2 separate regions of the Homo sapiens genome follow, and region 1 is linked to region 2. The links are chromatin contacts, found by Hi-C in ENCODE. All regions are on one chromosome and are shown on one strand. Each heading gives the region's core, a stretch centred on a gene start or an enhancer-like site at or near the end of the contact. The rest is flanking DNA. Distances are from core to core; before and after follow the strand shown. Region 1 overlaps CAMK1D (calcium/calmodulin dependent protein kinase ID). Region 2 overlaps DHTKD1 (dehydrogenase E1 and transketolase domain containing 1).

Region 1 (2,991 bases), core at 266-2,765, 610 kb before region 2:
GGGAATGCTAATGGTCCTGAAGATACATCCAGAATCCTACCCCATCTCCCTATCTCCCTGGCAACCATCCTGGCCTAAAACACATCCTAACTAGGTCCCTCGGTCACTGGGTCACTGCCGCAGCCTCCCAACACTCTCCCTGCTTTCACCACTGCCCCCTACTGTCCATTCTCAACATAGCACAGCAGCCAGAGTGGTTCTGTTCAAACGCAAGTGGGATCACAATTCGCCTCTGTCCAAATCTCCCAGCGGCTCTGCATCCTCCTCAGAGTCAGCCCAAAGTCCAGGAGTCCTGGGGAGCCTAAAACGCTCTATGGGACGAGGCCTCCTGTTACATCTCAACCCCTATTTCTGTCTTTTGTCCCCGACCTCACCAGCATTAGCTGCACCAGCCTTCCGCTGGGCCTTGGCCACACCAGGCACCCTCGCACTTCGGGTGTCCTCACTTACCATTCCCCCTGCCTGCAATGCTCTTCCTGAAAATATCTGCAACCTCTACCCATGTGGCTCCTTTAGGCTGCTTAGCTGTCACCTGCTCCCTGAAGTTTAACCGTCCCTCCTCCTCGAATATTTAATCTCTCTACACCACTTAATCCTTTTTAAAAACAAATTATTATTTTTTGAGACAGGGTCTCATTCTGTCACCCAGGCTGGAGTGCAGTGGCAACATCATAGCTCACTGCAGCCCGGGCTCAAGTGACCCTCCCGCCTCACCCTTCCACGTAGCTGGGACTACAAGTGCACACCACCATACCTGGCTAATTTAAAAAAAAATTCTGTAGAGACGAGGTCTTGCTATGTTACCCAGGCTGGTCTTGAACCCCCGACCTCAAGCAGTCCTCCCACCTTGGCCTCCCAAAGTGCTGCGATTACAGGCATGAGCCACTGTGCTCGGTCCCACTTTAATCTGTTCTATAGGTACTCGGCATCTTCTAACATGCTACAGAATTTGCTTATTTATTATGTTTATTGGTACTACCTCTCCCTGCTCCATGGAGGTGGAGATCTTATTGAATTTTGTAACCTAGAACAGCCACGGGCACTCAGCACATATTCAGCCAGATTTGCTGAACGAAAAACACGCACAGGACTGCCCTGTCCCATGCTCCAAAGCTCCTTTATTCTTGGAATTCTATGGTGCCCAACCACGATGACATGAAGGCACAAAGGACAGCATGACGCCAAATATTAATAACTTTAGTAAGGAAGAACTATTTCACTGACTTTTCAGTTTTTTCATGCATTGCAGTATCATCTTTTTTAACTTGTTCCCTCTTGTTACAGAGTTAGTAGTAGTTATCGTTCATTTCAGAAGTGATCTGCAAATGATCATATTCAGTACTTGAATGTCTTTTAGACTTTTCTGTAGGCAGACACAAGCCTGAAGAGGGAGCAACGGCAGAGGCACGTGTGCGTGCGCACACATACACACACACACACGCACTCCCAAAGCCAGACACCAGCAGCAGTCTCCAGGCAGACACTGACTTCAGCGGCCAAGGCATGCATCTCTGTGGCATGAAAACTACGGGGTGAGGGTGGTGAGTGGAATTGAAAGGGCAGCCAGAGAAACCGATCTGCCTCATCCTAACGCAGCTGTCCACAGCGCAAAGCCATTATCCCCTTATGATAAATGTGGAAGCCAAGTCTCGGGCTCAGCCTTATTATCACACCAACAGTGCAATACTGGATCACCTCACACACAGTAACTCACAACCTGCAGTTTCTAAACACAGATCCCGTCAGACCACTTAAAACACTGCTCTCGATGCCAGTGCACAATAACGGGTTACTTTGGCCCTGTAGTGGCCAATTACTCCCAGCTAAGGGCTCTGCTAATGGACTAACATTATAACACAATTCGAATGTTTGTACCGATGTAACTAGCGCTGCCCAAGAATCTGTCCACGCAGCCAAGAAGGCTCACAATGCAAACTGGGCTGTCCCTGCAAGATGTTAGCACCAAGAGGGTAGCTAGAAAAACATGCAGCATCTTCTTATATCTTTAATCGAACAAAAATGCAAAGCTGCTACATTTACTAAGAAGGGCAATGCAGTGACTCCAGAAGCCCTCTAACACACATGACAAATCTGGAATTGCAACTCAGTGCTATGGAGGCACCATCTCTGTTTTACTCACAGGGAAGCCTTTGACACATTTGTCAGGATAAACGGCTGTAATCAAGGCCGGGAGCTGTGACTCACGCCTGTAATCCCCACACTTTAGGAGGCCGAGGCGGGCGGATCATTGGAGGTCAGGAGTCCGAGACCAGCCCGGCCAGCATGGTGAAATCCCGTCTCTACTAAAAATACAAAAATCAGCTGGGCATAGTGGCACATGCCTGTACTCCCAGCTACTCAGGATGCTGAGGCAGAAGAATCGCCTGAACCCAGGAGGCAGAGGTTGCAGCAAACTGAGATCGCGCGCCCCTGTACTCCAGCCTAGGTGACAGAGCGAGACTCAGTCTCAAAAAAAAAAAAAAGGCTGTGATTAATTTAGAAGCCTGACACATGTGAAACATTTCCTGGCTCTTAGGTGCATCCTATGATATATTGTGATACGCCAGATTCTGCCCTTGTACGTAATCAAATAAAAAAACCTCACTGCGTTGATGCTGGCAGTTGTGTTTCAGGCTGTGGTGTGTTTCCAGGAACCTCCATGATATGAAAGATTGTGCCCAGAAGACACTGTTGTCTGTTGTGTGTAACTTATGCCTCTGAATGTTTTATCATCCCAACAATGGTGCTTGTTCCATAAAACATCGTGGCCCAGTGCACACTATTCTCAATCACAGTGCAAACGTTGTCAAAACACAAATTCCTTAGGCAGTCACATGCTATCAGTAAAAATGCTTCTTGAAGGAAGCTAGTGAGAAATATCGTTACATAAGCACAGACCAGTGATGCCTGCTTTGCCCTAAATGATTATTTAACCTCAGATCCACAAATCCATTCTGCTTTGATGTCTCTGAGTCATAACCTTCTTAACAC
Region 2 (2,858 bases), core at 123-2,622:
AGCCACCACGCCTGGCCTACTAAATTTTTAAGGGAAAAAAAGTAATGAGTATTTGATTTGGAATTCCTCAAATGGTCCCTCCCTGCAAGGGAATGTAAAATGCTGATCCATGTTGCAGTAGTGATTGAGAGTAGAAAGGTTAAGCCAACAGAAGACACATTTCATGACTCGAGTTAGAGAAGACATAAAAAGAAACCATGAACAGACTGTGAGGTGTAAAATTAGAAATTTGGAGAGATCCACCAGTCACAGTGGCTCACGCCTGTAAACCCAGCACTTTGGGAGGCCAAGGTGGGCGGATCATGAGGTCAGGAGATCAAGGCCATCCTAGCTAACATGGTGAAACGCCATCTCTGCTAAAAATACAAAAAACTGGCTGTGGCACGTACCTGTAGTCCCAGCTACTCGGGAGGCTGAGGCAGGAAAATCTTTTGAACCCAGGAGGTGGAGGTTGCAGTGAGCTGAGATCGCACCACTCCAGCCTGGGCGACAAAGTGAGACTCTGTCTCAAAAGAAATTCGGAGAGATTTAAAGTAACCTTTTATTTTTTGAGACAGAGTCCCGCTCTGTCACCCAGGCTGGAGTACAGTGGTGCAATCTCGGCTCACTGCAACCTCCGCCTCCCGAGATCAAGTGATTCTCCTGCCTCAGCCTCCCAAGTAGCTGGGATTACAGGCATGCACCACCATGCCCTGCTAATTTTTATATTTTTAGTAAGAGACGGGGTTTAGCCATGTTGGCCAGGCTAGTCTCGAATGCCTGACCTCAGGTGATGCACCCATCTTGACCTCCCACAGTGCTGTGATTACAGGCGTGAGCTACCACGCCCAGCCTAAACTAACCTTTTACAAAGATCTAATCTTCCATCTCATTTTTGTGCTTAGACTTTTGAAATCTTTTAATTCAAGAAGTCCAGGAGTCCTGAGGAAAAAAAATGACAATGTGCTTTTATTTTTTTTCTTGTTAAAAAAAAACAACATTGGTAAATCGTTTTCATTAAATAGACCTTTGTGATTTTACTGATTTACATGAGTGGCACTAAATTACATGATTTATAAGGCTTGACACAGGAAGGATACACTGAGGTATATGGTAAGAAAAGGGATATGAATACTAGAGAAATGTTAAATTGATAACTAAGGCACACTTTCGGATGTGAATCATAAATCTACCACTGTGGCTAGAACAGCCTATATGTACATGGATTCTGAAAGACATGATCAGTTGCTGGTAAAAGTAGAGAGGGCCTGGGCTTCTGCCAGTCCCCTGGTACTTCCCACACCACTTCAGAGAAAAAGCATCATGACACAAGCACAGTAGATGGTAGAGGCCCCCAGCACTGAGTCAGGTGAAGCTACATGGTTCGCTGTTTAGTTACGTTTCCAGTACTTGGTTTAATTTCACAGTGAGGGAGTCGGTTGGTGATCTCTAAGAAATCCCCAAGCACCTGGTGTTGGGAAAGTCCCTCAAATAAAGAAGTGTTCTTTTCTTTTTTTTTCCTCTCTCTCTCTTTCTATTTATTTATTTTTTGAGATGGAGTCTTGCTCTGTCACCCAGACTGGAGTGCAGTGGCAGGATCTCAGCTCACTGCAACCTCCACCTCCTGGGTTCAAGCGATTCTCCTGCCTCAGCCTCCCGAATAGCTGGGATTACAGACACCCACCACCACGCCCAGCTAATTTTTGTATTTTTAGTAGAGACGGGGTTTCACTATGTTTTGTCAGGCTGGTCTCGAACTCCCAACCTCAGGTGATCCACCCATCTCAGCCTCCCAAAGTGCTGAGATTACAGGCGCAAGCCGCAGCGCCCAGCCAAGAAATGTTCTTTAAACATCACAAATAAACATACTGCATCAGGGACTTGTAGGGACAAGACTGATTAACCAGGGGCTGAAATCCCCATATCAGAAACCCCAGACAGTTAAAAATAGTAAGATATCACTGTAAGAACAATTTAAAGAAAAACAAGTTTACGGCAAAACAGACTACAAATCAATTTCATTATAACTAAAACTCCTTAATTTAAAAATACAGTACTAGAAGATCATCCACCCAGAGATTTGTATTTAGTAGGACCTAGATTTGCTAGTGTTGGGGAGACACTTCATACAGTGACTGGAAAGCAGCACCAGAGATTACATAAAATGAAAATATTAGTACTGCCACAGGACTTTCAAAAAGGAGGGGGAAAATTAATGAAAGTGACATGCATCAAACAAATCAAGAGGCAGTGTTGAGGTCATCTCCACGGAGCTGTAAACTCAGAAGTGTTTCCTGGTCATATATGGTCAATTAGGGTCAAGTCTGAAATCATCTAGATAATGACCTAGTTTTCCAGCTCACTCAGAGCTAAAATCCATAACACTATCATACTTTCCTTTTAATTTATGAGATGGAGTCTTGCTCTGTCGCCCAGGTTGGAGTACAGTGGCGCCATTTCGGCTCACTGCAACCTCTGCCTTCCAGGTTCAAGCAATTCTCCTGCCTCAGCCTCCGGAGTAGCTGAGACTACAAGCGCATGCCACCACACCCAACTAATTTTCATATTTTTAGTAGAAACGGCGTTTCACCACGTTGACCAGGCTGGTCTTGAACTCCTGACCTCAGGTGATCCAGCCGCCTAAGCCTCCCAAAGTGCTGGGATTACAGGCGTGAGCCACTGCACCCAGCCATCACACTTTCTTTTTTTGTTATTGTTTTTCTTTTGTTGTTTTCCTATTTCTACCATCACACCTTCAAGGATAAATTTGCTGGTTGCATTCACATATTCATAACCAGTTCCCCTGGTTATTCCACCTATTGCAGATTAAATCACGTATATCAATCCCAACATCTTAGAGGAATACAGTCTTTTCATGT

What was found. Hi-C counts contacts between places; a loop is a spot of excess contacts on that map. Pooled maps may share reads with other maps.
Region 1: a loop to region 2 is called in a pooled map, with 8 times the contacts of the local background. The contact joins two enhancer-like sites. A Hi-C loop is called at or near these places in 1 of 37 single-sample maps with no recorded cell type and 15 of 50 pooled maps.

Annotation. Positions count from the first base shown.
Region 1 is chr10:12,727,260-12,730,250 of GRCh38, reverse strand. The region is part of intron 3 of CAMK1D (calcium/calmodulin dependent protein kinase ID); the gene reads right to left. Among named protein-coding and RNA genes, the nearest start is that of MIR548Q, 3.4 kb to the right of the region's middle. Within about 2 kb of position 1,515, at least 3 of the 41 ENCODE cell types and tissues checked have a DNase peak (open chromatin) inside an H3K27ac peak, as active enhancers do.
Region 2 is chr10:12,121,290-12,124,147 of GRCh38, reverse strand. It overlaps DHTKD1 (dehydrogenase E1 and transketolase domain containing 1), which reads right to left. Exons shown (of 17, transcript NM_018706.7): 17 at 927-2,858. Among named protein-coding and RNA genes, the nearest start is that of SEC61A2, 7.0 kb to the left of the region's middle. RefSeq lists enhancers at 1,430-1,519, 2,260-2,309, 2,370-2,509. Within about 2 kb of position 1,372, at least 4 of the 41 ENCODE cell types and tissues checked have a DNase peak (open chromatin) inside an H3K27ac peak, as active enhancers do.